Regions from separate parts of the Homo sapiens genome. Here all the other regions are linked to region 4. The links are chromatin contacts, found by Hi-C or POLR2A ChIA-PET in ENCODE. All regions are on one chromosome and are shown on one strand. The core of a region is the stretch at or near the end of the contact, and the rest is flanking DNA. Distances in the headings are between cores, read along the strand shown. Region 1 overlaps NFATC1 (nuclear factor of activated T cells 1). Region 2 overlaps ATP9B (ATPase phospholipid transporting 9B (putative)). Region 3 overlaps NFATC1 (nuclear factor of activated T cells 1). Region 4 holds the start of ATP9B (ATPase phospholipid transporting 9B (putative)). Region 5 overlaps NFATC1 (nuclear factor of activated T cells 1). Region 6 holds the start of NFATC1 (nuclear factor of activated T cells 1).

Evidence for each region. A loop is a pair of places that touch in the nucleus more often than their neighbours do. ChIA-PET counts read pairs that join two places held with the same protein, here RNA polymerase II (POLR2A). Pooled maps may share reads with other maps.
Region 1: a map with no recorded cell type shows a loop between it and region 4 (11-fold over the local background). The contact joins the enhancer-like site here to the promoter of ATP9B in region 4. A Hi-C loop is called at or near these places in 6 of 168 maps with a recorded cell type or tissue (CD4-positive, alpha-beta memory T cell, CD8-positive, alpha-beta T cell, naive thymus-derived CD4-positive, alpha-beta T cell and 1 more), 13 of 37 single-sample maps with no recorded cell type and 19 of 50 pooled maps. POLR2A ChIA-PET finds 5 or more read pairs at or near these places in 3 of 52 experiments (CD4-positive, alpha-beta T cell, CD8-positive, alpha-beta T cell and activated naive CD4-positive, alpha-beta T cell).
Region 2: a loop to region 4 is called in a map of natural killer cell, with 5 times the contacts of the local background. The contact joins the enhancer-like site here to the promoter of ATP9B in region 4. A Hi-C loop is called at or near these places in 1 of 168 maps with a recorded cell type or tissue (natural killer cell) and 1 of 50 pooled maps. POLR2A ChIA-PET finds 5 or more read pairs at or near these places in 1 of 52 experiments (activated CD4-positive, alpha-beta T cell).
Region 3: a loop to region 4 is called in a map of heart left ventricle, with 9 times the contacts of the local background. The contact joins the enhancer-like site here to the promoter of ATP9B in region 4. A Hi-C loop is called at or near these places in 3 of 168 maps with a recorded cell type or tissue (ascending aorta, heart left ventricle and sigmoid colon), 1 of 37 single-sample maps with no recorded cell type and 8 of 50 pooled maps. POLR2A ChIA-PET finds 5 or more read pairs at or near these places in 2 of 52 experiments (CD4-positive, alpha-beta T cell and activated naive CD4-positive, alpha-beta T cell).
Region 5: a pooled map shows a loop between it and region 4 (10-fold over the local background). The contact joins the enhancer-like site here to the promoter of ATP9B in region 4. A Hi-C loop is called at or near these places in 6 of 37 single-sample maps with no recorded cell type and 5 of 50 pooled maps.
Region 6: a loop to region 4 is called in a map of gastrocnemius medialis, with 14 times the contacts of the local background. The contact joins the promoter of NFATC1 here to the promoter of ATP9B in region 4. A Hi-C loop is called at or near these places in 10 of 168 maps with a recorded cell type or tissue (CD4-positive, alpha-beta T cell, CD4-positive, alpha-beta memory T cell, CD8-positive, alpha-beta T cell and 6 more), 4 of 37 single-sample maps with no recorded cell type and 24 of 50 pooled maps. POLR2A ChIA-PET finds 5 or more read pairs at or near these places in 2 of 52 experiments (GM12878 and activated CD4-positive, alpha-beta T cell).

Annotation. Positions count from the first base shown.
Region 1 is chr18:79,526,328-79,530,753 of GRCh38, reverse strand. NFATC1 (nuclear factor of activated T cells 1) reads right to left here. Exons shown (of 10, transcript NM_001278669.2): 10 at 1,431-3,226. The coding sequence ends at 3,177. Among named protein-coding and RNA genes, the nearest start is that of NFATC1, 130 kb to the right of the region's middle. Within about 2 kb of position 2,918, at least 2 of the 41 ENCODE cell types and tissues checked have a DNase peak (open chromatin) inside an H3K27ac peak, as active enhancers do.
Region 2 is chr18:79,323,213-79,327,736 of GRCh38, reverse strand. The region is part of intron 15 of ATP9B (ATPase phospholipid transporting 9B (putative)); the gene reads right to left. Among named protein-coding and RNA genes, the nearest start is that of NFATC1, 70 kb to the left of the region's middle. Within about 2 kb of position 1,261, at least 2 of the 41 ENCODE cell types and tissues checked have a DNase peak (open chromatin) inside an H3K27ac peak, as active enhancers do; they include natural killer cell, where a contact is called at or near this core.
Region 3 is chr18:79,505,968-79,510,396 of GRCh38, reverse strand. The region is part of intron 9 of NFATC1 (nuclear factor of activated T cells 1); the gene reads right to left. Among named protein-coding and RNA genes, the nearest start is that of NFATC1, 110 kb to the right of the region's middle. RefSeq lists enhancers at 951-1,000, 1,071-1,160, 3,969-4,248. Within about 2 kb of position 3,161, at least 32 of the 41 ENCODE cell types and tissues checked have a DNase peak (open chromatin) inside an H3K27ac peak, as active enhancers do; they include CD4-positive, alpha-beta T cell, ascending aorta, heart left ventricle and 1 more, where a contact is called at or near this core.
Region 4 is chr18:79,066,873-79,071,091 of GRCh38, reverse strand. It overlaps ATP9B (ATPase phospholipid transporting 9B (putative)), which reads right to left and starts at 1,698. Exons shown (of 30, transcript NM_198531.5): 1 at 1,563-1,698. The coding sequence starts at 1,681.
Region 5 is chr18:79,458,184-79,462,317 of GRCh38, reverse strand. It overlaps NFATC1 (nuclear factor of activated T cells 1), which reads right to left. Exons shown (of 10, transcript NM_001278669.2): 7 at 952-1,007. LOC101927897 (a long non-coding RNA gene) reads left to right here. Exons shown (of 3, transcript XR_001753515.2): 3 at 1-4,134. Among named protein-coding and RNA genes, the nearest start is that of NFATC1, 64 kb to the right of the region's middle. RefSeq lists an enhancer at 1,562-1,921. Within about 2 kb of position 2,802, at least 21 of the 41 ENCODE cell types and tissues checked have a DNase peak (open chromatin) inside an H3K27ac peak, as active enhancers do.
Region 6 is chr18:79,394,292-79,398,858 of GRCh38, reverse strand. It overlaps NFATC1 (nuclear factor of activated T cells 1), which reads right to left and starts at 2,929. Exons shown (of 10, transcript NM_001278669.2): 1 at 2,508-2,929. The coding sequence starts at 2,634. RefSeq lists silencers at 2,234-2,333, 2,694-3,093, 4,519-4,567 and enhancers at 1,990-2,537, 4,179-4,298.

The DNA.
Region 1 (4,426 bases), core at 1,669-4,168, 460 kb before region 4:
TAGAGGCCAGCAAAGACCAGGAAGGTAGTTCCACTGCCTCCCGAAGCTGACCTCTCTCTTAGCTTTCCAGGAAAACGCAGTCTTGGTTCTGGTGTACACGAGGGTGGCACACGTAACTGCCCAACAGCTTTTCCCCCCGACAGGCAGAACCTCTGGCTGGAAATCAGCCTGTGGGTGCATTTTTCTAATTACTCAAAATCAACCTAAAAGGCACAAACACTAAGAGGGTTATTCGCAGAAGCTCAACCTCTTCTGCAGAAACCATCACTGTATACATTCATAATTTTGGAATATTCTGTTACTGGGGTTGAGGACAACCAAGGAGGTTTCACAAAGTCACTTTGAAACCAAGAAAGAGCTTCCAGTGCATTCTGGGTGGACAGCTCCGCCCGCTTCGGCAGAGGGAAGCGAAGGGCGCGTGCTGGCCGCCTCCGGGTTGAACAGTCCAAGGCTCTGTTAGGCCCCGACTGGGGCCAGTTGGAGAAAAGCAAGGGCTTAACCAGCTCTCCCCTACTTGCTGAGAGCTGAGGGCTCCCCCCAGAACAGTGGCCTCTGTGCTCTCCTCACGCCACCCCACGCGGGACCTCCCCTACTCGGAGAGCCGAGGGCTCCTGATGCCTGTGAGGTCTCCTCCCAGCTCCCCCAAACGCCGGCCTCTGTGCTCTCCTCACGCCACCCCACGCGGGACCTTCGACGACGTTCTCAGGCTCACTTCAGATATTGTCAAACGCAGAAAACTGGGGGATAGATGCTTACTAATCGCTTTAGGTGGTGATGACTTCCCTAGTCCTTTAACTCAATCTGTACACCTCTGAGCAAAAGAAATCAGAATTCTTGCATTTTATAAAGTCCTAAATGAAAAATGTTCCTGAAAGATGAGAACAATAATTACTGTAGAAGTTCCAAGTTTCATATTTTAACTCATGGCCAGGTAATATTTTCCCACCCAAACGTGAAGTAGGGAGCTTTGGTGGGGAAAAGGGGAAGAGCAGCTTTAAGAAGCGGGGAGAGACGGTGAGAACCTGTGGGTTTCCACACGTTTCCTCGCCAGATGATTGTCAAATGGCGTGTGACTGTGTGTGTGGCCAGAGCCTCACCCAGGATATTCCTCTGAGCAAAAACATTTGGCACTAGCAGGAGTTCCTTCTCCACCTCGCCCGGATGAACATTTCTGAGCTGCTTCAGTTACAGGGCCTGGGAACTATCCGGCGTCTCGCAAATTTCTACGGCAGGTTTTTACCTAAACATAGAAGAAAGGGAACAGCTCTACTGGCAAGATGCCCTTCCAACGGCGAATGGCCGCGTCTACACAGCCTTCCCAACACGAGGTTCATTTCACAGACGATCCAAGTACACGCCACTGAAAACACACTCTGAGAACAAAGCGGCATCTTCCACGCGTATCATGAACCACTCGCAGACTACGCCTGTCCAGCAAAAAAATACGGCTTTATTGGATCTATTTCCTAACTACAAAGACAGCTGACACAGACATCAAACGTTTCCTTTTCAATGACAGTCCCCTGAGAAAGGCTGCACGTGACTCCTACAGTGCCGGGTGCAGGGTACCCAGCCGCAGGTGGGACGCGGCCACACGTCTTCACGGTTACGTGCAGACCGACGGGATGGCCTTCAGGTTGTTTCTTTCCGTGAGTGAGACACAAGAGACGCGATTGTGCCGGAGCGCACGGTACAGGCCGTTCCTTCTGCGGGAGCCCTTTCTCCATCAGCGACGTTCTGTTCAGTGACTTCACAGCCGGAGCCTCCACCCGCAGGTGCAATTCAGGCAGGTTCCATAAGGGGGCATTAATTCCTAAGGCACGAGTTCAGGTCAACCGTGTTTCAATGAATAAACCATGCTTTTTGGTTATATGGAACAATAGATCGCTGTGAGTAATCATACGTAATAAGCAACTAATTGTACAGAGTGCCCAGCAAGGCCTACACAAACCTACCTGTTAACAGTAACTCATCTGAAAACACACAACGCAGGGCTGAGCATTAAAGTGGCGTTTTTGGTATTGGTTTTCTTAGATGAAGCAGAGAGTGGTAAGGCTTCTGTGAAACAATCATCTTATAACTGAACAAATATATTACACTTAGGTTGCATGTTATTTACAATCACTTTCTAATGTTGCCGTCTGGTAACCTACAGCTACTGTCAATCACAGCTCCTGGCTTTCTAGGGTCCTCCTCGAACTGCGTGAGACGAGAAAATGCACGGCCGTCCGAGGCGGCGATGGACGCCAGCAAGAGCAGCGACTGGAGCCCCAGACGCAGGTTCCAAAACGGATGCCGGTTATTGCTGACAGGGAAGCCCTCCTGGGCGAGGACACGTCGGCTCTGTTATTATTTATACATAAATAGATGCCTAGATATGTACACACATGCAAATGCAGGCTATCCTGTAACAGGTTTTTCTGCTTTTGTCCAGTAACCTATTGATGTGCTATTCAAGTTACTTGTGCTATGTTCGAAGCCAGATTAAAAACAAAGATGCGAGCATGCGACTATGAACAAGCCTACGGTTTCAACCGCGCAGACAAGGGAAGCATGTTACAAAAGAGCTGAGATGACAGACTGGAAGATTCTAAAATGCACTGTGTAAGGCAGCAGGAGTGTACGTGACAGCCCAGGAAACGTTCCAAATGTTGGAGACTCATACTAGAGTCCTCTCGCAGCCTTCCAGCGTTCTCTTCATTCATACAGAGGGTAAAACCTCACAATGAAATGTGTTTGCAGTTTCTGCTCCTAAAAATACTCCTACAGTAGCAAATTCAATGCTCAATTCTATGATGCCCTGATGGTCTGGTTAAATAAGGCACTTCCAGTATTGAACCCCAGGGGTGCCAGAAGGGCTGGGCGTGGGGTCAAACTGCGTGTGGGCCGTTCCCATGAAAGGCCCCTGCACGGTGGGTCTCCCGTGCTCAGCCCGGCCACCTCCCTTCTGTTGTCATGAGATGACTTCTCCTCCAGGTGACACAGTGGTCTCCCTTCCTCCCTGCTTTCCTTCTTGTTGGAGAGCCAATCTTTGCACATATTAATGTTCAGCTCCTGGCATTCAGTCAGTTGGAGGTTCTGAGTGGTACCAGGTGTGAGTTCAGTTTATTTATTCAAAAGTCTTTGTCTGCTGAAGTCAGCATACCCCTGCTGAACTGAGTGCTCCAATGTGGCAACTAGGAGTGGGTGCTCGTGCTGGAGAGGTCATTTCGTATTATTTCATTTACTGTAAGAAAAGAAAAATTGAGAAAGTATTAGAGAAATACCATAAACATCAAAGCAACGCCCCCAGCCCTGCTTCTCCATCAGTGACGCTCACGCCTGTGACAAGGCATCTCCCCAGGAACCCACATTTCCTCCTCGGTCCCACCCTGGTCCATGAGTGTCGTGAGCCAGTGCCTGGCTGCCTCGGCAGAGAGCTGGGGTCGCCAGAGTGACCGCCCTCGTCCGTAGCACGGTACCAGCACGTCTCTGACGGCCAAAGTGCAGGTGCCAGGTGCCGGCCGCGATGCTGGGAAGATGCTGTGGCTGTCTCTCCACGAACCAAGCGACCCACAGGTCCACACCAGCACTTCTGTGGTGTCAGCACCAGTGTCGCCTGAGCCTCCCTCTCAGGCTCTTCCTGATTTTTATTTCCCTTTGGATGGCAGAGTCCCTGAGTCCCCCACAGGCCAGTGACGTTCCCCGTCACCTGTGACTTCTGGCAGACGCAGAGGAAACGAGCGGCACTGTTAGGGCCTTTGTGAGCTGCATGCATCCCCGCCCCACCCACCTCCTGCTGTGGCCGCCCTGATGGGCGCTGAGATAGGGGATGTGCCACCAGCACTGTCGCCACGTCCCATCTCCCTCCCAGGTTCTGGTGGGGCGTGCGCTGACGTCACGGAACTGCCCGGGCTTCCCTCTGCCATGGGCTGGAGCGCCCAGAGCCCAGATAAGCCCCACGTGTTTCTGCAAAGGCCCCGGCCTGTCTCAGGGCGGCTTCCTGGAGCAATTAGTAGTGTGCATTTCATCACCCCACTCCCTTCCCCAAATTCCCTTTCAACAACCCCCGACTATTTTTAAGAATAACAATAATAAAACACAGATGGAGAACCAGGAATTGTGTCATGGGAACTGATAACAGGACACACTGGCACTGAGCTCCAGGAGGAACCCTGGCTGCAAACACACACCCGAGGCTGGCTCGCCCAAGGCTCTGCGGGGCCAGAGACCCAGGCAAGCAAAGGTGCCCCACATGCCCGGCCCCGCCAGCAGCACCTCCTGACATGGCGCCCACAGAAGGTCCCGACTCTGTCCCGTGTGGGAGCTCAGCCTCTGTAAAGACACAGGCACGCGTGGGCTCCCCGCAGGCCCTGCTCAGAGCCACGCTGATCCTGGGCCCTGCCCAAGACGGGACCTGGCACTCAGCCACAGGACGCAGAGCCAG
Region 2 (4,524 bases), core at 12-2,511, 260 kb before region 4:
TAACCACGGCGAGCACGCTAACCATGGAGAGAGCACACTAACCACGGAGAGCACGCTAACCACGGAGAGCACGCTAAACACGGAGAGCATGCTAACCAGGGAGGGCACACTAACCAGGGAGGGCACGCTAACCACGGAGGGCACGTTAACCACGGAGAGCACGCTAACCACGGAGAGCACGCTAACCACGGAGAGCACGCTAACCACGGAGAGCACGCTAACCATGGAGAGAGCACACTAACCACGGAGAGCACGCTAACCACGGAGAACACGCTAACCATGGGGAGCACACTAACCATGGAGAGCACGCTCTCTGCAACGTCCCACACCACTGCAGCACAGCCCAGTAACACAGCTGCTTCCCTCAGGGTCTCCTCTCTGTTCTGCAGGCCTGCCGCCACCCACAGTGCTGAAGCCCCTCACAGCCTGGGTGAGTCCTCTTCTTAAACCACAACCTCATTCTCACCCACCTCTTCCGATGAGCACGTCCTTGCCTTCAGTTTTAACCTCCACCTCACTCTCAGCCAAACAGTTTTAAAATCTTAGGTTCTAAGAACTCAAGTCACTTCAGGAACATTTTAAATGTTGTCTAGTGCACAGGATATTAAATCAATCTTAGGGCCTTCTGAACATTCCTGTGAGGATGAGTTCACACTCTTAGAGAGACTGTAGCAAAGTTCTCAAGAGCTCTGGCTCTGTGGCCAGCTGCTCAGGTTAGGACCGAACCCTGGGCAAATGGCTGCACCTCTGCAACCCCAGGGTCCTTGTCTACAGAATGGCCGTGCCGAGGCACCACTCAGAGCTGCAGCAAGGATTCGAGAAATGAGGTGTGAGGGCACACAGTGGACAGTCAGCACAGTGGACAGTCAGCACAGGGAGGCCACCAGGAGGATGCCAGGGCTCTACCCTCAGCTTTCTCACAGGAGCCCTCCAGACATGCACTCGTGGGCAGACCAGGAACTACCTTTAAAATCAGATTTTCTAAGCAATTCCCCACACGTCTGACCACAGAATACCTCTAGCATGATTTTCCAGTGTCTGGGTGTGAAGAGCTGCTTCCTTTCTTTTTCATGCTTTGAACTTGACACAGCAGGGCACTGTGTGGGGACGGAGTGTGCAGAGATGAAACCGAACACCATGTGAGCTCAGGGAGGGAGGGTACAGAGATGACACTTAACACCATGTGCAGGGAGAGAGTGTGCAGAGATGACACACTAACACCATGTGAGGGGAGGGAGGGTATAGAGATGACACCCTAACACCATGTGAGGGGAAGGAGTGTGCAGGGATGACACCCTAACACCATGTGAGGGGAGGGAGGGTACAGAGATGACACCCTAACACCATGTGAGGGGAGGGAGGGTACAGAGATGACACCCTAACACCATGTGAGGGGAGGAAGGGTACAGAGATGACACCCTAACACCATGTGAGGGGAGGGAGGGTACAGAGATGACACCCTAACACCATGTGAGGGGAGGGAGGGTACAGAGATGACACCCTAACACCATGTGAGGGGAGGGAGGGTACAGAGATGACACCCTAACACCATGTGAGGGGAGGGAGGGTACAGAGATGACACCCTAACACCATGTGAGGGGAGGGAGGGTACAGAGGTGACACCCTAACACCATGTGAGGGGAGGGAGGGTACAGAGGTGACACCCTAACACCATGTGAGGGGAGGGAGGGTACAGAGGTGACACCCTAACACTATATGACGGGAGGGAGGGTACAGAGATGACACCCTAACACCATGTGAGGGGAGGGAGGGTACAGAGATGACACCCTAACACCATGTGAGGGGAGGGAGGGTACAGAGATGACACCCTAACACCATGTGAGGGGACGGAGGGTACAGAGATGACACCCTAACACCATGTGAAGGAATGGAGTGTGCAGAGATAATGGAAAACAGCCTAACGCCATGTCTCTTCTGGCTCTGGAGATGCTGCGTGCAAGTGGGGAGTGCCGGGAGCAAAGCCAGGGATCGCGATGGTGTCACCGGTGCTGCGTGGAGGTGACAGGCACCTGTCCCTCCTTTTCAGGGCTGCCCAGGTGCCACTGCCACTGACCTCGCCCCACAGGCATGCTTTTGAGAGGCCTGCAGTGCAAAAGCCCCCGCTCCTTCCCTGTCATGTGACCTCAGGTGACTTCCCAAACATTTTTTAGGCTCTAGTTAAGGAATTAAATAGACAAACAGGCCAACTGTTTTAGGATAATAAACACACACACATATTTATACAGTTTCAAATGGTGCGTACTCAATCTATCAGCATTTACCTTTTACAAATTTCTCATATTTTAAGAAGTTTACAAAGTAAAGTGAGCTTATGATATATGGAATAGAATGATTCTGGAAAAGCAGTATTGAGAGAGAAACTGTAACTACTATCCTACATTTGCAGTCATTTCAGTTACAAAATCCGACGTGCACTTCTACAGAAAAGGCATAAGAGATGGGAGAGTCAGACACCTTTTCTCAACTCAAGTTCTTCATCTGCATCCCAGAGGGCAGAAGTGATCTGAGGCACCATTTTCTATTTCCAGGGAGAGTACCAGCTAGTCCTGCTCTAGACTGGGGAGGAAAGAATGCGTCACACAAACGACCTGTGTCCTCCGGCATCTGGGGTCCCTCCTCCCCAGAACCTGGGAGAGGGGCTCAGGGGTTGTGGGCTCCCTTTTCCAGCAGGGACCGGGTCTGTCTTCGGCCACGGCCTTCATCTTCCCCACATGGCTCTCCAGCCCCACTGGTTTACTCCACAGCCCCAGCTGCTGAACACACTTCAAAACCTGCTTTCTGAAGGAGGAATGACTATGTACAATGTTGGAATTTCTCCTCAGCCCGAATTTATCATCTAGAAATACAAATTTCATTTAAACAAATAAGACCATATAGTTAACTATTTATAAATTCAGGGACAGCAAAATGTTACATATTAGACCAGCAATTAAGAAGACTTAATGGTATAGAATTACTATTTTTCTATAAGCAACATTCTGAAGTGAGACAACTCGTTTCCATATTTAAGGGAAAAGAGCCTTTACTCTTATTAATCAACCCTGCATGTAAGGGCCAGTGCAATTTGTTGGGTACCTGGTCAGCACCTGTTGGTCCTCCAGGTAGTGGGATGTGGGGCAGGGTCTGGTCTCAGCCCACAGCGCTGGCTGAAGAACTACACCCCAAGAGTGAGTCAGACAGACCTCAACCCTTTTCTGCTTGACATCTGTATCTGTGGGTGGACTGAAAAATTAAAAGACACCCTTATATGGGTAATATCTGCTTGGTATCTAAAACCACTAATCAAATTTGAAAATGTGCCTAATAGGCTGGCACACTCCAGGGCACTTTGGTCTGGGCAAAGACTTCTTGAATAAGACCTCAAAAGCACAGGCAACCAAAGCAAAAATGGACAAACAGGATCACATTGGGCTAAAAAGCCACTGCACAGCAAAGAAAACAATCAACAAAGTGAAGAGAAAACCCACAGAATGAGAGAAAATATTTGCAAACTACCCACTGAGAAGAGATTAATAAGCAGAATCTACCAGATCATTGTATATTCTCAAACGACTTAATCGGAAAAAAATGAGTAATTCGATTAAAATATGGGCAAAAGATCTGAACAGACATTTCTCAAAAGAAGACACACAAACGGCCAACAGGTATAGGAAAGCATGCTCAATATCCTTTAATCATCAGACATGCAAATAAAAATTACAATGAGGTATCACCTCACCCCAGTTAAAACGGCTTCTATCCAAAAGACAGCAATTCAAATGCTGGCGAGGGAGGAGGTGGGAGAAGGGAGCACTGTTGTCGGGAATGTAAATTCGTGCAGCCCTCTGGAGAGCAGCATGGAGGTTACCCCCAATCTAAACACAGAGCCACCATATAATCCACAATCCCACGCCTGGGAATATCCCCCAAAGAAAGGAAATCAGTACACTGAAGAGATCTCGGCACCCCTACGTGTACTGCGGCACTGTTCACAGTGGCCACGTTATGGAATCAGCCTGTGTCCCCCACTGGATGCACGGATGAAGAAAACGTGGTGTACACACAATGGAGTATTATTCAGCCATCACTAAAGAATGAGACCCTTTCATCTACAACAATGTGAATGGAACAGGGGCACATTATGCTAAGTGAAATCAGCCGGGCACAGAAAGACAAACACTGGGTCTTCTCATTCTTATGTGGGAGCTAAGAAAAAAAGGTTGAACTCCTGGAGACAGAGAGTAGAATGATGGTTACCAGAGTCCGGGAAGGATATCGGGGACATTGAGGATATTGGGGATAGGGGTGATAAAGGGGGCTGGTGAATGGGTACAAAAATACAGTCGGATAGAAGGAATAAGATCCAGCGCTCAGTAGCATGATAGGGTGACCTTCACTGACAATAATTTATGTATATTTTACAATAACTAAGAATGGAACTGCAATATTACTAACGCGAAGCAACGATAAACAGAGGATTACTAACACGAAGCAACGATAAACGGAGGATTACTAACGCGAAGC
Region 3 (4,429 bases), core at 1,912-4,411, 440 kb before region 4:
AACTGTTCTCCCTCTCCCTACTCCGATTTTCTGAGGGCTCAGGGATCTGATCCCCATATGTGGTTTTTTTTTAGCCCTAAAGTAATTCCTAAATACTCACTCATTCTATGTCATCTTTTGAAAGTGGAATCCGTCCCATCCCTGAGTTTCCGCACGGGGGCATGACCCAGCGAACCTCACCACGGCTGCGGCTCCCATCAGGTGACCCTGAAGTGACGGCCCGGGAACCTGCTCGCTGTCCTGTCTGAATTTCCTCCTTGGGGGGGGCTATGAGTTATCTGGAAAACTAAGCACTAATTTCTTCTGTTTTCCTAAATTTGGTTTCTGAAGAAGCCTTAAAATATGTCTTCAGAAGAAAGATTGACCGTGGAGACACAGGCTCTTTCGAGATGTCTGTTCACAATAAAGGACCAAAGATCAACGAGGCTTTATGGCTGCACCAAGAGTGGTTAACTTTAAATGGAAGCAGCCTGTGAGCTCAGTGTGGTACCTGGCGCCGAGGACACTTTCCGATAAGTCTTGGTCCATTTCCAAACACCGAGGTGAGGTCAGCCCAGAGAAAGTGGGAGGGCTTTCTGAGCAGGAGCAGAAGCTGGGATTGGAGCTCAGAGCTCCCCAGCTTCGCGTTCCCTCCCTGGTCCGTGAGCTGACAGTTGTCACAGCCTCCTGCTCAGGTGTCATGGGTGTTCAGCTCAGACTGTGCCGGCACCTTCCAGAACCTTCTGTAACTTTAGCAGGTCCAGATCTAATGGAGATCACTGACCTAATCAAAGTGGTCAAAACTGCTTAAAAGAAACCCAGGTCTCTTTGAGACCCTCCTGGGAGCAGGGGTGCCCCTCTAGGCAGGGGAGCATTGCATGTGAGGCCCACGGCATGGCACTGCGCGGGCGTCTGAGGAAACATCACCGGGCCGGCATCTGCGTGCTCTCCTCTCCTCCCACGCCCTCTGCATGGCCAACCCCCTCGCCGCCCACTGTCCACATCCCAGGCCCAGCTCCTCCTACAGTGAAGGGGGACCTGGGGGAGTGGCTGGGCCCCAGCTGAGCTGGCAGCCCAGGGTGGGTGGCGGTGAGTTCCGGCTGGTGGAGAGCTGGCGTCCGGCAGGCGCGGTGGACATCTGCATATGTGGGTGCCAAAGCTCCGCCTTGAAGGCAGCTAGAGACAGGTGCAGAAAAGGGGAACAGGAAGTGGACGGCGGGGAAAGGACACGGGCCACGCCACTGCACAGGGGCCAGCACGTCCCTCTCCCCGGAGCCCACACACCTCTGCGGAGGCTGCAACACTGCCCAGCAATGGCGTTTCCTTCCATGCGGGTCTCTCCAATGCTCTAGTTCTCCGCTTTCTCCGTACAGGACACTGCAAGAAGCACAGACACCTGGCACGGCAGTGGAGACCGACAACCCTGTCCACTCCAGCAGAGAAAAGGAGCTGAAAAGAACCAGACATCACAGTGAACACAGCAACAAAAGAAAAGGCCGCCATGAGAGAGAAAGGGAGGGAGGGAGGGACGGAGAGAGAGACAGAGAGGCAGAGACAGAGGGAGAGAGATAAGAGAGACAGAGACACACGGAGGGAGATGGAGAGAGAGAGAGATGGACGGAGAGATGGAGAGAGGGACAGAGAAACAGAGCGAGGAAGGGAGGGAGACGGAGAGAGATGGATGGAGAGAGGGACAGAGATTCAGAGACGGAGGGAGACAAAGAGGCAGAGACAGGGAGGAAGGGAGACAGAGAGACAGACTGAGAAAGAGACAGACCGAGAGACAGAGACAGAGAGAGGGATAGAGATACAGAGAAAGACCGAGAGAGAGGGGAGGGAGTTCAGACCCTCCGTGCGTTTATGAGCCTTCGAGCACATTTTTGAGGGGCAGTCAGACTAGTGCTTTCAATTTTTCTTTTAATCCAGCATAAACACCTAATTAACAGATAGGCTCTGACAAACATTTCTGAGCTCTTTTCTTAAATTAAAACACATAAAAAACACCTGCCCATGCGCCCCCTCACCCAACCCTCACACGCACGCCGCTGCCCTGTGGCTGCTGGTCAGGCCGAGCGAACTGCCAGGTGACGACGCTTCCTCCTGCCCGGCACCCTCTGTCCGTCCATCCCTCCCTCCAGCCAGGTGACCAGGCTTCCTCCCACCAGGCGCCCTCCGTCCGTCCGTCCCTCCCTCCCTCCACCTTTTTTCTCCAGCCTTCTGCCAAGAGGAAATAACTCAGCTGCACTGGGAGTCTGGGAATCCCAGAAAACAATCTGAAATCCACAAAAATAATTGAAGTTCACTTTTACTGAGCTGTTCAGTTCCATTCTGATTTTTATTACAATGTCAACAAGAGTTTAATTTGTTTTAAAGTTTGGGTTCTTAAATCTGAGTGATATACGGTAGTTTACAGCCCGCTGGCAGCAGCTACTGTGGAAAAGGGAAAGTACATAACAGGGATCCTCCGCCTGACGCGGCGACTGCGGCTGCGGGGAGCCCGGCCAGAGCGACGGCCCCCAGCTTCCCGCGGGACGGTGGCCACGTGACGGACGTGTTTCCCTCCACAGCCAGCTCCTCCGAAAGCTCCCAAAACCTAACTTCTCACGTAAAAGCACTGCGGATGCGAATGCGCTCACTAACGTTTACTATTTCAGAGGGCGAGGGAGAAGGTTTTTCTTTACTGACTCGTGAGGCTTCTTGCAACACATCACGGGTGGGGGTGCAGAAGCCTGGTGTCCTTTCTAGGGCTCCGGGGGACGTGCGTCAGGAACCCACACATTTGTCCCCTGGCCCAGGGCTCGTCTGTGCGCCTGCTGAGACACTGCCAGGGAGGACATCTGGGCCCATCGGTGCCAGCTGAACAGACACTGGGCTGAACTGCAAACCCATCCACTTGAGGGGTGAGGTCTTCATGGTGCTGCCCCGGAGGGCAGGGGCTCCCTTGGCAGAGGCTGCGCCAGCCAGCGCTGCACACCGTCAGCCCCATGTCTGTGGGGAGCCACAGCCTGCCGGCCACGCCTGCCTGATTTACGCGGCCGCTCGCATGGCTCCACCGGCCCCGGCACAGCCCTCTAACCCGCAGTCCAGGCTGCTGTGCCTTCTCCCTCCCTGCCACCAGCTCTGAGTGCAGCCTCGGGAACTGAGCTGCTGCCAAGGGCTGGGAGCCGTGCGGTTTCCAGGCCCTACTTCCTGCCATATCTAAAATAACAGCAGCTGGGAGGGCCTGATAGGGCCTGTCTGGGGCGAAGACTTCACCTCTGGGGTGGGACGCGGGCCAGGGGCTGATAACCCCCTCCCCGCAGTGCCTGGCGACAGCGTCCTGCTCCATCAGCTCCGTTTCGGAACAAAGAGAGCCCAGCCACAGCTCTGGGGTGATAACTAGGGGAGGGCTGGCCCGGCCGCTGGGTCCATTGTCCCAGTATCAGGCTTTGATTATGGGTCCGGGGCCTGGTGGGCGGATCTTTGGAAGGGGATACACTTTCTTTGTCCCTTACTGTGTGTGAGTGTCCACACTGTAATCTGGAAGGAAGGAAGAACCCTGTTTCAGAATTAAACTGAAAAGGATCAAGAGATTCTCAAAATTCCACACCCAGACCTCCAGTAATGCAACACAGAACCACCCAGAAGCCAGGCAGGAAGTGGCTGAGAAGTTCATGCTCCCGTCTGTGTTTCTAAAGAGATTTCTTAATTAAGCAACACAATAAGTAACTGGGAAGCACACACATTTTTATTCCCTACGAGAAATTCTGTCATGAACACTGTCATTTAAAAATAGAGCTAGACTCCTCCTAACACTCCCTACAGGACATGGTCCAGGGACCGTGTGTTGGACGTGATGGCTTCAAGCCCAATTCCCCCAGCACTGAGCATCTTCAGAGGCCAATGAACCACGTTATGAAACCACACTCAGCTCTCAGGCCCTGTGAAGAGAGGCTCCAAGGGCTGTGTGGAGGGCAGACGGACCCACACCCCTGGGGAGGGCATATCAGAGCAGGTGCCGGGCCAGCACAGAGGGTCCCTGGGAGAGGCCTGGTCACCGGAGGTGGGAAGATGGGGGGACAAGGCGCACAGTCCCAGTGTCTTTGCTGGGGAAGCTCAGGAGCATCTGTCCACGGAGGGAGGGGCTGACACGCAGGTGCCCACAGCCGCTGCTCGGCCGAGACCACTGTTCCTCTCCACACTGCGGCTGAGGAGGCAACTGAAACCACGCCACAGGCTCAGACCCCACGGCGAACCGCTCTTTATAAGGAGTCCTTTTTCTTGCATTAACAAAATGCTCAAAACTCAGTTGAAGAAAAGTAAAAAGCACGTGGCATTGCTAGGGTCTCCCAGCCCCTCCCTAAACACACAGCATTCTACGGAGGCACGTTTCACACAGGTAATGCACCCTTGAGAAGGGCACAAAATTCAGTGATTTTTGGTAAAGGTGCCCAGTTGTGCCACCATCACT
Region 4 (4,219 bases), core at 449-2,948:
GTGTCCAAGTAACCCAAAAAGTGGCAAAAAAAAAAAAAAAAAGAAACAGGAATCAGAATGAGAATCAGAAGAAACAGAACACAGATAATAAATGGCACACTTATATTCTAACATATCAGTAATTATCGTAAATGTAAATGGTGTAAATATGCCAATCAAAAGAGAATGGCATAGTTGATAAAAAATATAAGATCCAACAAGAAACTCACTTCAAATTCAACATAGGTAAGTTGAAAGCTAATACCATGCAAACATTAATCCAAAAAAAAGCATAAATGGCGACATCAATATCTAATAAAGATTTTAGAGCAAAGAAAATTACCAGAGACAGAGGAACATTAACAATGAAAGGAACAATCCACCGAGATGACAAAAAATCTTGAATGTGCGTGCACCACATGACAGTGCTTCAAAGTACATGAGGCAAAAATGGATTCAATCTGTGATGGAAACCTATTTTGAAACAGGTGGCACATTTCCAACTAAAGAACTCCTAAAATTAAACAGATTTACTAACACAATTACTGTTATAGGTAACACCAGAACCCACTTCCAACCAAGCACTGAAAAAAGGGCACCTTACACATGTTCTACTGTAATCTCCAATAATCCCGTAAGAAAAAATATTATCCAGCATTTTACAGATGAGGAAACCATGGCTTGAGTTTAAATAAGTTACCCGAGAGTAAATCGCTAGTGGGTAAACACTCAAATCAGCGTTATAACATTCCAGTATGTACTTTGAGCTATATGTTAGTCTCTCAAATGGCCGAAAACAAAAATTATTCAAAAACTCAAATTCTGAAGCAACTACATATTGAGTGAAATTATGTTTTCGACAATTCCTCTGGAATAAAACTTCAAAAACTATAAGAAGCAACACTTTTTAAAATTTTCTTTTCTTTGAATGAGAAATGTTAAATATGAGCTAAATGCAATCTCGAGTATGAAAGGTCTGTACACTAATTCTACTGCTAACCTGTGACCCCACTAAACAAGTTAACCGTTCTCAATACCCCATTTCCCTTTCGTAAAAGCAAAATTACTTGTCGACAAAAAGCACTTTGTATATATATGTTTAAACAAAAAGTGTGCCTAGCAAAGATATCGAAATGTCGAAGAGAAGTCATTTCAATAAGAAGTGTGTTTTTAACAAAGCAATTAAAAGTTACATCCGTCACCTTCACAATTCACAGGGCTACAAGAACAAGTTTCGGAGACTCTGAAGTATCCGAGAAGTTAGCACTTTTGATCCCCGTTTACTTTAGGAGAGCAGCCACCCCTCAACACTGGACCGCGGTTCTCTGCTCCCGTTCTGGCTCCTACGCTCGGCCCAGGCGTCCCGGGGATGCAGCCGCTCGCCCCGGCAGCTGCCCGCGGCCCTCACCACCGGCGGACGCCACAGCTGCGGCGCGCTCAGAACGCCAAGGACTCCCGGCTCCCAGCGAACAGATGGGGCGCGCCGGTAGCGACCCCAGACCCGCCCGGCTCCGGGTTCCTGCGGTGGGCTGGGGGCCCCGGGGAGCGTCGGCGGGGAACGGGGCCAGTGCCGCCTCGGTTACCTGCTGTGCCGGTCGGCTCCCGGCCTGGGCCCCGCGGCGCTGTAGTAGGCCGCGCGTTTGCGGTTGGCTGCGGCCGCCGCTGCGCTACGCACCGGGTAAAGCGGGATCTGGTCCGCCATGTTCCGACCGCCCCTTTCCCGCCCCTCCCACTTTCCCCTCAATTCGCCACCTTTTCCCCGCCCTCTCCCCTCAGCGCCAACCCCGGCTGAGGCGCCGCCTGCGGGCCTTCCCCGCCTCCGCCAAGCGGCGAGGTCCGATGACGTAACGAGCGGCGGCGCGGAAGGTGTGGCGTCCCTAGGCCCCGCCCTCGTTTGGCGTCGGCGCACGATGACGTGCCCAGGGTGGCAAAAGCGCGGCGCAGGAGGCAGTGGAGTCCGGGCAATGACGTCACGAGTGGCTAAAGCTGGGACGGGGGGCGTCGCGTTCCGAGGCCCCGCCCCCGCCTCGTGACGGGCCCGATGACGTCACCGATCGGCGGGGCGGGGCGCGCGTGCGCCACAGGCTGGCCTTCCGGTAGCGCGCGAGGGCCTGCACGTGGGTCGTGGTTCGACCCGGCGCGCTCTGGTCCGCGGGTGGAAGGGCCTCGCAGCCGTCTCCTGGAAGCTCTGCCGGGGACACGCGTGGGCGCGCGCGGCCTCCTTAGCGGTCCAGAGCCTGCGCTGCCAGTAGTACGCGCGCCCCATGGCTGTGTGGGGCCCCACGCGCCCTCCTCGCCGCGCGGCTTCTTGCTTCCGCCCCGCGCTTCTCCAGCCTGCCTTCGGTGCCCGCTTCCTGCCCGCGCCCTTGGAACCGCTGGTGTCTGTGCGTTCACAGGCAGGGTCGTGCTACGTGGCCCGGGCCCCCAAAGCGCCGCGACTGCAGGCGCGCCCACCGCGCCGGGCTGAATTTCCGAGATGTTCTTGTCCTGCTTCCTCACTGCTGCTTCCTTCTTTCTCTGGTTCTGGGTCTTTAGCTTGATTCCACATCCCCCACCTCTAGGCCCACAGCCTGCTGAAAAGTCCTATAGGCGACTGTCAGAAACGAGGTTTACACCCTCAGTCTACACAAGAAAGCAAAACGATATTGAATAAACGAATACACGGCTTTGGTTGGGTTTGTTTCATTTCCTGTCCCGAGGACAGCTCCCTTCCACCTCCATCACCCGCTGCAGCTGGAAGCCGGCAAGCTGATGCACCGCTCACCTCACGTATTAATGGTTTACTCACTTTGTGTTTTTTTAAACAATGTTTTTCTGATATTCCATTTTCATGACATATAAATTTTGTCTATGTGTTTGAAACACTGTTCAACATGAACTTATAAATGCTTTTCTTTTCTGTTTTTTGGAGATGGGGTCTCTGTTACCCAGGCTGGAGTGTAATGTTTTGATCACGGCTCACTACATCTTCCACCTCTCAAGGTTCAGGTGATCTTCCCCCATCTGCATGTATTACTTTTTCATTATAAAAAATGGTCTTTATGAATATGAATATTCTTAATTTGTTGCTGCCACTCTGATTGCCAGTTTGCTTCTCAGCTGCTTTTCATGTAACCTGAATACATGCCACTCCACAGACACTAACTACTTTCAAAAGACGCCAATGGCCTCCTAATTGACAATGGCCTCACCCATTATTTCTCTACCTCACTCTCAGCCGCTGACACTGTTCACACCATCTCTCACCCACATTCAACAACTGATATTGATAACACCATCTCATTCTCACAGCACTGGCACTGTAACACCATCTCCTCACCCTCACTCAGTACCTGACAGTGATAACGCCGTCTCCTCACCCTCACTCAACTACTGACAGTGACAACAGCATCTTCTCACCCTCACTCAACTACTGACAGTGACAACACCATCTGACCCTCAGTCAACACCTGACAGTGACAACATCTTCTGACCCTCACTCAGCAACTGAAAGTGACAACAACATTTCTTCACCCTCACTCAACAACTGACAATGACAACACCTTCTCCTGACCCTCAACTACTGACAGGGACAACACCGTCTTCTCACCCTCACTCAATAACTGACAGCAACAACACCATCTCCTGACCCTCACTCAACTACTGACAGTAACACCATCATCTCCTGACCCTCACTCAACATCTGACAGTGACAGACCATCTCCTCTCTCTCACTCAACACCTGACAGTGATAACACCTTCTCCTCACCCTCACTCAACTTCCAACAGTGACAACAGCATCTCCTCACTGTCAGTCAACTACTGATAGTGACAACACCATCTCCTCACCCTCACTCAACACCTGAGAGTGACAACAGCATCTCCTCAGCCTCAGTCAACAACTGACAGTGTACCCTCACTCAACAACTGACAGTGACAACACCATCTCCTGACCCTCACTCAACTACTGACAGTGACAACACCGTCTCCTGTCTCCTTACCCTCACTCAACAACTGACAGTGACACCATCTCCTCACCCTCACTCAACACCTGACAGTGACAACAGCATCTCCTTACCCTCACTCAACACCTGAAAGTGACAACAGCATCTCAGCCTCATTCAAGAACTGACAGTGACAACATCTCCTCACCCTCACTCAACACCTGACAGTGACAACAGCATCTCCTCACCCTCACTCAACACCTGACAGTGACAACAGCATCTCCTCAGCCTCATTCAAGAACTGACAGTGACAACAC
Region 5 (4,134 bases), core at 1,553-4,052, 390 kb before region 4:
ATCAATGGTCTCCATGTGCCAATTACAAGACAGCGTCAGAGAGGATCCAAGACACCACCCAAGAAGACGTTGCCTCCAAGAAACCACTTTAAACATGAGCACATGGATCAGAAGCGCAGGGATGGGAGAGATGCACGCAGCAACCGGTGCCGTGCAGGAGATGTGGGAGCAGCTACAGCCATCCACACAAAAGGTCATCTCCAATCCGAGGACGGTCATTATCCTCAGGCACCGGCTGTATGCACGCGGTGCCAGGGAAGCTGTGGCAGGTGACTGGGGGAGTTGGAAACGGCCCGGTGACAGCAGAAGTGTGACCCAGCCACGCGTCTGCCACGACCCCGCACACATGCACCGCCCGCTAACAGGCTGTGGCCAATCGCGAGTCCAGGAGCCACGCCCAGGCTCTTGTGCTTGGGACACCATCACAGGGGAGGTCGGCGCAATCAGTGGCCTCGGAGGACGGGGTGAGGAGTCCCCACTGGGGATGCCGCAGAGCCCTGCCCTCGGTGCTGTGAGCGGGTCTGGGCAGGTGCTGACCACCCCCCGGGAACTCAGCACAGCACTGACTCCCAGGAGCCTGCTCTGTGCCAGGTGATGGTGACAGCAAGGGGACAGCAAAGGGCGGGAGGGTCCGTGTGAGACGACCTTCCCTGGGCTGTCTCAGCGCCAGGGTGTGTGAGGTGGCCCTCAGCCTGTCCAGCACCGTCCCCGGCCGCCAGGGCTCTGACGTGACCTGACACGTTGGGTGACAGCACATGGTGCTTTGGCGAGTACTTGGTGATCCTGTTTGTTACTGGTTCTGTTACTCTATGCACTATTTTTATTTGTTTCATTCTAAGAAACAGGAACCCCAGCCTCCCAAGGCCTGGGGACCCGCAGTGGCTCCAGCAGACCCCAGCCTCCCAAGCCCTGGGGACCCACAGTAGCTCCAGCTGCGCCAAAGGCACTCACCGGCTTGCACAGGTCCCGGTCAGTTTTCGCTTCCATCTCCCAGACATGGTGGCCATCTGGAAGAAAGGAGCAGGAAACGTCTGTGACTCTGTGTGGTGGGGAGCCCCCTCCCCAGACACCCCCACGTGATCCAGACCCAGGGCCCTGAGCCAGGAGGGCGCCTTGTCCCAGGAGACCCACGTAGGCCCATCCCAGGGCTTTGTCGAGGGCAGCACCTCAGGAGCCACGTGCCCTGGCAGGGCCCCGAGCTCGACACCAAAGTTGCCCTGGGAGCCTGGAGAAGCTGAGGACACGCGGCTCAGGGCTTGTTCTGACCCCAGCCCGGCGTAGGAGGGACTACAGGGCAGGGGCATCCTCAGGAATCCGTCCTGGCCCTGCATCTGCTGGCCTCTCACAGCCTCAGGACAGGTCACGGGAGGGTCTCTATGCCCTCGTCCTCTCCAGGGAGAGCAGGTGTGAGGGGGAGCAGGTACCCCATCAGCAGAGCGTGTGCAGGGCGTCTGTGCGTGGACCTGGGACCCGGCTCTGCAGTTCCCAGCCCAGCCTCCCAGGGATGCAGGAGGTGTGAGAGTAGTGACGGGGGGCCGGGGGCTCCACGCCAGGGTGCGACGCCTGCTCGTGCTGGGGTCTACTCTGGTGGATGAGGGCCTGGCCGCTGGCCCTGCCTGTGTGCAAAGGAACCACTGGGTAAATGAGAAGAGCCTTCCTCTGACAACTTCTTGCCCATCAGGAGACAGAAATGCAAAACACGAGGTATTTTTGGCATTTCCCCAGTGGCCATTTGCATGTTTTTAAAAAATAAAAAGGCTCCCAGAGGTGTAGTGAAAGGACGCGTTGTGCTCTCTGCTCCAGGCCTGGCAGAGTGGGGGCTCCAGGCGCACACGGACAAGGCGGCCCCACCACAGCCTGGGTGTGTGCACGGCCTGGCCCCTCAGATGGGCTGAGTTTGGGGCAATTATCTCAAATTAACAGATGTCAATCTCCTACAGAGTCTCTTCCTGCCTTTTATCTTCTCCAAAATAAAGTCTGTTCCCAAAATGAACAGTTACAGGTATACACACTTAAGTTTATCCTTATGCTCTGTCTCCAAAGAAGAAAATGTGTGTCTGTTACAAACCCTCAATTACTGATAAATCAGACAAAATCTCCTTTTTCTCTGTTACAGTGCCGGGCTGCTGCCTGGGTGGAGGGTGGAGAGGAAATGTGAGTCACACAGGACCCCAGAGCCGCCCAGCCAAGCCCTGGCCATGCCAGCCCGGGAGGCCCGAGGTCCCCACGCAAATTACCCACCAGATGAACCCACTCGATAGAGCCTGGCATCCCTCTCTCCTCTAGGAAAAAAATTACAGGAAACTAAAAAGTACACTCAGTTGCGCTTGAAGCCATCTGAGTTTCATGAAGCAGCAAGTCCTCCAGGCCCTGGAAAGCTCAGGAGCTGGGAAGAAAGAGGCGTTTTCACTCCAGCACAGGTGCTGATGCCACAGGATTCCCAGAAGCCCCCAGCCCAGATGCACCACTCAGAAGCCCCTCCACCCCCACTTCATAAAAATCCAAATCACTCTGTGTGTAACTAAGTCTTCTGGTTGTTTGGCACCTTTTGAAAATGACTTTTGAACTTTTCTTATGACAAAGTCCATCTTTGGGGTGAGGCCCCGTCCACACCCCACAAAAGGCTGTGGTCCTCTGAAGCTCCCGGGCGCAACAGGCTATAGTTTGCTTCCCGCCCAGCCCAGGAAGCTCAGAGTCACAACTTCAGCTTCCCTAGGAACTTCCCTGACGCTGTGGAGGCCTTTGGCACTGGCAAGGGGAGGGAGGTTCAGTGACTGTGCTGAGCAGGAGGGACACTGAGGCGCACACGGGGCCAGGATGTCGCGTTTAATGACACCCCGAGGGGACGCCATTTTTGCAGCCGAGGCCAACACAGCCTGCTCCTCTCTTTATGTCCCGAGAAGCAAGAGGGACTCCAGCCGTCTCCCCCGCGGCCTCCTCCAGGTGGCTGCCCCGCAGCGGTGAGTCCATGAAAAGCAAATGGAACGACGGCATGGAGGCGTCTTTTCCCACCCGTGCCTCGTGGGCCTGTGGGGAACCATCCTTGCCGGAGCGGCCCCAAGGGGAGCCACGTCTGCGTGGCCAGCCAGGCCCAGCTCAGCAGCTGCCATGGAGCAGCCTCCACCGCACACCTGGGAGCACCCGCACCCTGCAATTCCTGCGCAGGTGGGAGCAGATACGCTTAGACTTCCCCTAAAAGTGCGGGGAACCGACAAACATCCCTGCCTTCCTCAAAGACCCCGGCTGAGCCAGCGCCTGTGGCCTTCCCTCTTGGAGGTGGGGCCTCTCCCCGTGGTGTCCGACGTCTGTGGCCGTTTCAGGTCGACCAGGGTGAGGGTGAGGGCAGGCTTTCTGTTTCTGCTTAAGGATCATAAAGTAATTGTCTTTCAAAAGCAATAGTATTCACGGCCAGAAATGTCTATCTAGCAATTGCTTCCAGAACAAGACAAAGCGCCGAGACTGCTGAAAGATGGAAATAACCTCGCATCTCAGGAAAGGAGACGCAGGGCCGCGTCCCGCCGGCAAGAGCATCGCCATGGCGGCTCCCAGCTCCGTGGAGGCCCGGACGGGCAGCGCCGGCCCCCGTGCTGTTCAAAACTCAGCCCCTGGCAGGAAGGAAGGCAGCCGGTCCTGAAAGGGCCTTTGTGTTCAGCCTTATCAGAGCTCCGAGTCCTTAGTAGGAAACTGCCCGAGTGCAGGAGTAAAAATATTCCAGATCATTAGGGAATTCCCTGCAGTCTGAGTCATCGGGAGGCTTCCCTGCCACACCCGCGAGGTTTCCACACAGGCAGGCCTGCGGGCCCAGGAGCCTCCCAGACCGGCCAGGACCCGCCGCCCGGAGCCGGGCCACCCCCACGCCGGTGCTGATGCTGAGCCACTGTTTCCACAAAGAAAGCCACGAGGGCCGCTGGTGGAAGCAGCAGCGTCCCTGGGTCCCACGGTGCCCTCGAGCCCTGCTCCCCACGGCGTCTCCTGCCCTGCTCCCCAAAGCATCCTCGTGCCCTGCTCCCCGCGGCGTCCTCGTGCCGTGCACCCCACAGCATCCTCATGCCCAGAAGCGAGCGTCCCTGGGGCGTCTCATCCATCCCCGGCTCTCCCCCAGGAGTCTGTCCCAGCCTGGCTCCCAGAGGAGAT
Region 6 (4,567 bases), core at 1,680-4,179, 330 kb before region 4:
TTGACCTCGTGATCCGCTTGCCTCGGCCTCCCAAAGTGCTGGGATTACAGGCGTGAGCCGCGGCGCCCGGCCTGTACATTGTTTTTAAAACTCCAGCCACCTTTTTACCCCCACCATAAAATTATACACAAATGACAGCCCTTATCATCTGTTTAGACTAAAACTTTTTGCTAAACTGTCCCGCCTGCTGGTGGCCCCAGGCCGCGGGCCCTGCAGGGATGGAGGCTCACTGCTGCTGTCCTAGGACTGCACTGGTCTCCATCCCAGAGAAGGGGTCGGTGGGGCGGCTCCCCTGCTGCTCCTAGGAGCCCCCCCTTCCCCCGCCCCAGTGCTGGGCTTCCTTCCTGCAAATGGTTCAGAGCTATTGGTCCAGATTCAAAGCTGCCCGTTCCACAGACACTGGGTGTCTCCATGGAAATGTTTAGCTTGGACGCATCCTCCCAGAGGCTGGGGATGTCTGCGGAGACAGAAGCCCCGCTGGGTGTGATGAAGCGGGGTGCCAGCGCCCTGCCATTTTCTAATCTGAGCTGGGAAACAACGCTGTGAAGTTAAGTGGCAGAGAACAGGGTGAGCTTTGTTTGGCCCCAGCCCGTGGGGCATTGTGTCTGGAGCGACTTCTGACTGGGTGGCTACTTACAGGCCTGTACTTCTCTGCGTTCTCCATGAGGAAGCAAGCCCGGGGCCTTCAGGAACCACGACGCCTAATGAGCTTCCACCCAGATGGTCCCGAAACCCGAGGGACGCAGGGGAGGCGCCCAGGTCCTCAGATGGGCCAGGAATGGCCTCGTGGGGCCTACTCAGAAGGACTCAGAGTTCTTCCCGGTGGTCTCAGCGATGGCTGGTGTGGAAACCACGCGTGTCCCCATGCTGCCGGCCTGTGTGTATCAAGGACTAGATCACACTTTCCGGCTGGCCCAGTTCTGCAGCCCTCATAAAATACACCCATGTCGGTCGGGCGTCGCTGCCCGGCGCACTGCCTTGCAGCAGGGACCTTTTCGAGCTTATTTTCTTCAGTAGGAAACACGAAAACTAGCCACTGCCCCGTCGTGTTTTTTCCTTGCGTAAAAGAAAGGGGCTCCTTACTACAGGTCGGCCACCGGCTCTTCAGGTACAGAGATCTGAACTTGGAAAGACCTGCCTTTCTAAAGGGAGTGATAATGAACACTGCGGCGTAAGTGTCCCAGGATTTAAAACCGAAACTCCAACAAAAAAAAATTTTTTAAACTCTGCTACTAGCAAGAGCACATTGTGTAAAACACTGACACGGGACATGGTTTAAACATGTCAACATTTTCTAACATTGGGATGAAGTGGTGTCTACCTCCCGTCCCGTGAAGCGTCAGGGCACCGACCACACGGACCCCCCTCCGTGGAGCTCACGGCCCTGTGCTCAGCTCTGCTAAGACCAGCGAGTTTTCCAGAGCTGGGGGAGCCCGGTTCTCAAGCAAGCCCCGCAGTTATCAGGGTCGCGCAGGAAGCGGCAGCGCTCGGAAGGACGTCTGCCCTTATGAAGTACATATGTTGGCAGGTGTGCTGGCGCTCTTTAAATAAATTATATAAAATATTTCAGAGCTGGTAAGGAATTTGGAAAAGCGTCTTCCAATTTCCATTAGCATTGCAATCCCTAATCCCTAACTCGTATGCTCACACCTCTGCAAGGGTATTTTCAAAGCCACTTGCAGGAGCCCACCCGGCATCGCCAGGGGTGTGTGCCGGGGACGGGCTAAGGTGGGGGACTGGAATGTGAGATGCGCCGCAGGGGGGTCTCAGCGCCCCCCACACCGGGTTTCAGGGACCCACACTGTGCCATCTTTTTTTCACTATAAAGAAGCAGCTCGAAACTTGGCGGTTCCTTTTCAAACTTGCCTGAAACATCTTCTCTGGCTGGAACTCCTGCCTATAGGATTTCAAAATGGCTTAAATTCGGGGCTGTGCTGCGGCCGCGCTTTGGATCTTTTGGTCCTGCAGGTCCAGGAGCCGGCGTGACGGGCTCGGCCCTGGGGAATTCAGGGGCGCGGCGCGAGGGAGACGCCGCCACGAGCTCGGGGTGGGGGTGGGGGGCGCAGAACCCCCAAACCGCGATCTTGGCGCCAGAGGGTGGCTCTGCCTCGCTCAGGAAGACACGGGGCATCCTTCACTCCCAAGGAAGCCTCCCTTCCTCCCTCCCACGTGCCCTCTGTGGTCCTGACGGCCCAGCCTCGCCCGTCCCCAAATCGCCGGCCTGCGAGCCGCTTCCTCGGCGGGACCCGCGGCGGCCTCGCCTCGCGCCCTCAGCGCTGGGGCAGAGGAGACACCTATTGGCAGAAGGCGCGCTCGGAACCGGGCTGCTGGGAGCTGGGGGACGCCGTTCCCGGTCCGCGCCGCGCCCCTCCCTGGGCGCACAGACCCGGCCGACCTCGTTCTCTGGCCCGGACCCCTCCGTGCGGGCGACGGGGGCGGGGTCGGGGGGCGCGGCCCGGGCCGTGGGGGGCGCAGGGGTCCGGGGGCGGAGGCCGCGCGGGGCTTACCTTCCTCCGCTGACTTCATGGTGCCGCCGGCGCGCGGCGCGGGCCCCAAAGTTTCTCCTCTCCCGAAGACCGCAGCCGCAGGGCCAAGTGGAAACTTGGAAGGGACTGGAAAGCTGGTGCTTGGCATCCGCGCGGCGGCGGCGGGGAGTGGAGCGGCGGGCGGAGGCACAGGAGAAGCGGCCGCCCCGCGCTGCCGGGGTCGGGTCTCCGGGAAGACAGCCCTCGCCCCGGGCTCAGCGCCGCGCGCCCCGGAGGAAAGTCATCGAGGGGCGTGTGCGCGCGTGGCGGGGCCCGGCCGCGGCCCTAGGACCTGCGCGGTGGCTCCGAGCCCTGCCCGCGCCCCGGTGCCCGCGCCCTGCTGCTGGGATCTGGCGCGGCGACTCCGCCGGCGAGTTCGGAGCCTCTGAGTCTCGCTCTGACGCAGGGCCGCGCTCTGCCTCCTGCCTTTTTAAAGCTGGAAAACACCTCCCCCGCCTCCCCGCCGGCCCGGCGGCTCCCGCGCCCCCTCCCTGCCGTGACATCACGCCCCTGCTGCCCGGGCCCGCGCGGGGCCCCGGGGACGAGTCGCCGAGCGCCCGCCCCTCCCCGCGCCGCGGCAGCCGCTCGCCTGGGGGCAGGGGCGCAAGAGGCGGGGCGCGCACGGGGAGGGGGGGCGCACGGGGAGGGGGGGGCGCACGGGGAGGGGGGGCGCCCGGGGAGGGGGGCGCCCGGGGAGGGGGGGCGCACGGGGAGGGGGGCGCACGGGGAGGGGGGGCGCACGGGGAGGGGGGCGCACGGGGAGGGGCGCACGGGGAGGGGATGGGGGCGTAGGGGCGGGAACGGGGAATCCGGGGGCCGGGCAGGGGGGCGCTGGGGCTGGCGGGGGAAACGGGGGCGAACGGGCCAGACGGGACGCCTGAGTCCACGCGGGTGTCCGGAGGGAGCCCGGCCCTGCTGGAAAAGGGGCGGGGGGCGGGGGCCGGGGGCCGGGGAGGGGTGTCGAGAAAGCCCGGCATGCTGAAGTCATTATGTAAAATCGCAGGCTTCCCCCGCTGTGGAAATTTGGAAAAGCGCTTCACTGGCAGGCCCTAGAAAGGAAATTCCCATCCCGCTAAATTACTAACAGATTGCGTGGCCGTCCCGGGACGTCGAGTTATTGTCATTTTTATTCTGTAAATATCTGCTCGACCTAGACGGCCTGTGGCAGGGGCCGGCGTGGGGAGGCCCGGGGACGCGCTCACCTGCCCTAGCCGCCCGGAGGGGGCGTTTTATGGGCGCGACTGCGCGACTTCTGACGGGGGGAGGCCCCCCGGCCACTCACACTTTCCTCTCTTACGTCTCCCTGCGTCTCTTCGGGCGCAGCTCAGCTGCCAACACGGCACCGCATTTTCTTGTTGGCTTTGGATGGGGGGGGTTGGAGGTTAAAGTGTCTGGTGTGTAGAAACCATAAATCGATTGCACGACACCCTTATGTGATTTAAACTAAACCCAAAGGCTAAACTCGTGTCTGCTGCGGGGCCCAGGAGGTCCGCAGACCCCCAGGGATCACTGTGCCCCGTGGGTGCCCCCCACAAGCGCCTCCTCCCTGCCGGGGGAGGCGGTCGGGCGCTGCAGAGCCCGCGAAGGTGCGCGGCCAGAGCCCGTCCGTCCCGCGTCCCGAGGCCTGGCTCCATTCGGCCGCCCCGACTCAGCACAAATGGAACCCCGGCTTTTCCACCGCAGGCCTCGGCCTGGAGAGACGTGCCCGGATTAGCGGGGTGGTGGCCGCCTCGCTCCTGCGGCGTCGAGGCCATTTCCAGGGGTCTCTACCTGCGGGGGCCCCTACGGCGCCGAGCCAGGCGTGGCACGCGCCCCAGAGCACCGGGCGCCGGGAGGGGAGGAGGGGCCGCGGGAGGACGCCCAGGCCGGTGGGCGGGGGTCGGGGGGTCAGGGGGACTCCAGCGAGGCCGCGCCCCCACGCCCCTCCCCCTCCCCTCCCCTCCAAATCTTCCCGCCGCGAGTGTCCCCAGGCCTGGGGCCAGGATTTGGCGGGGAGAGTTTCCGTCCCCCCCGCCCCGCCCTCCTTCTCCCCACCTCCAGGA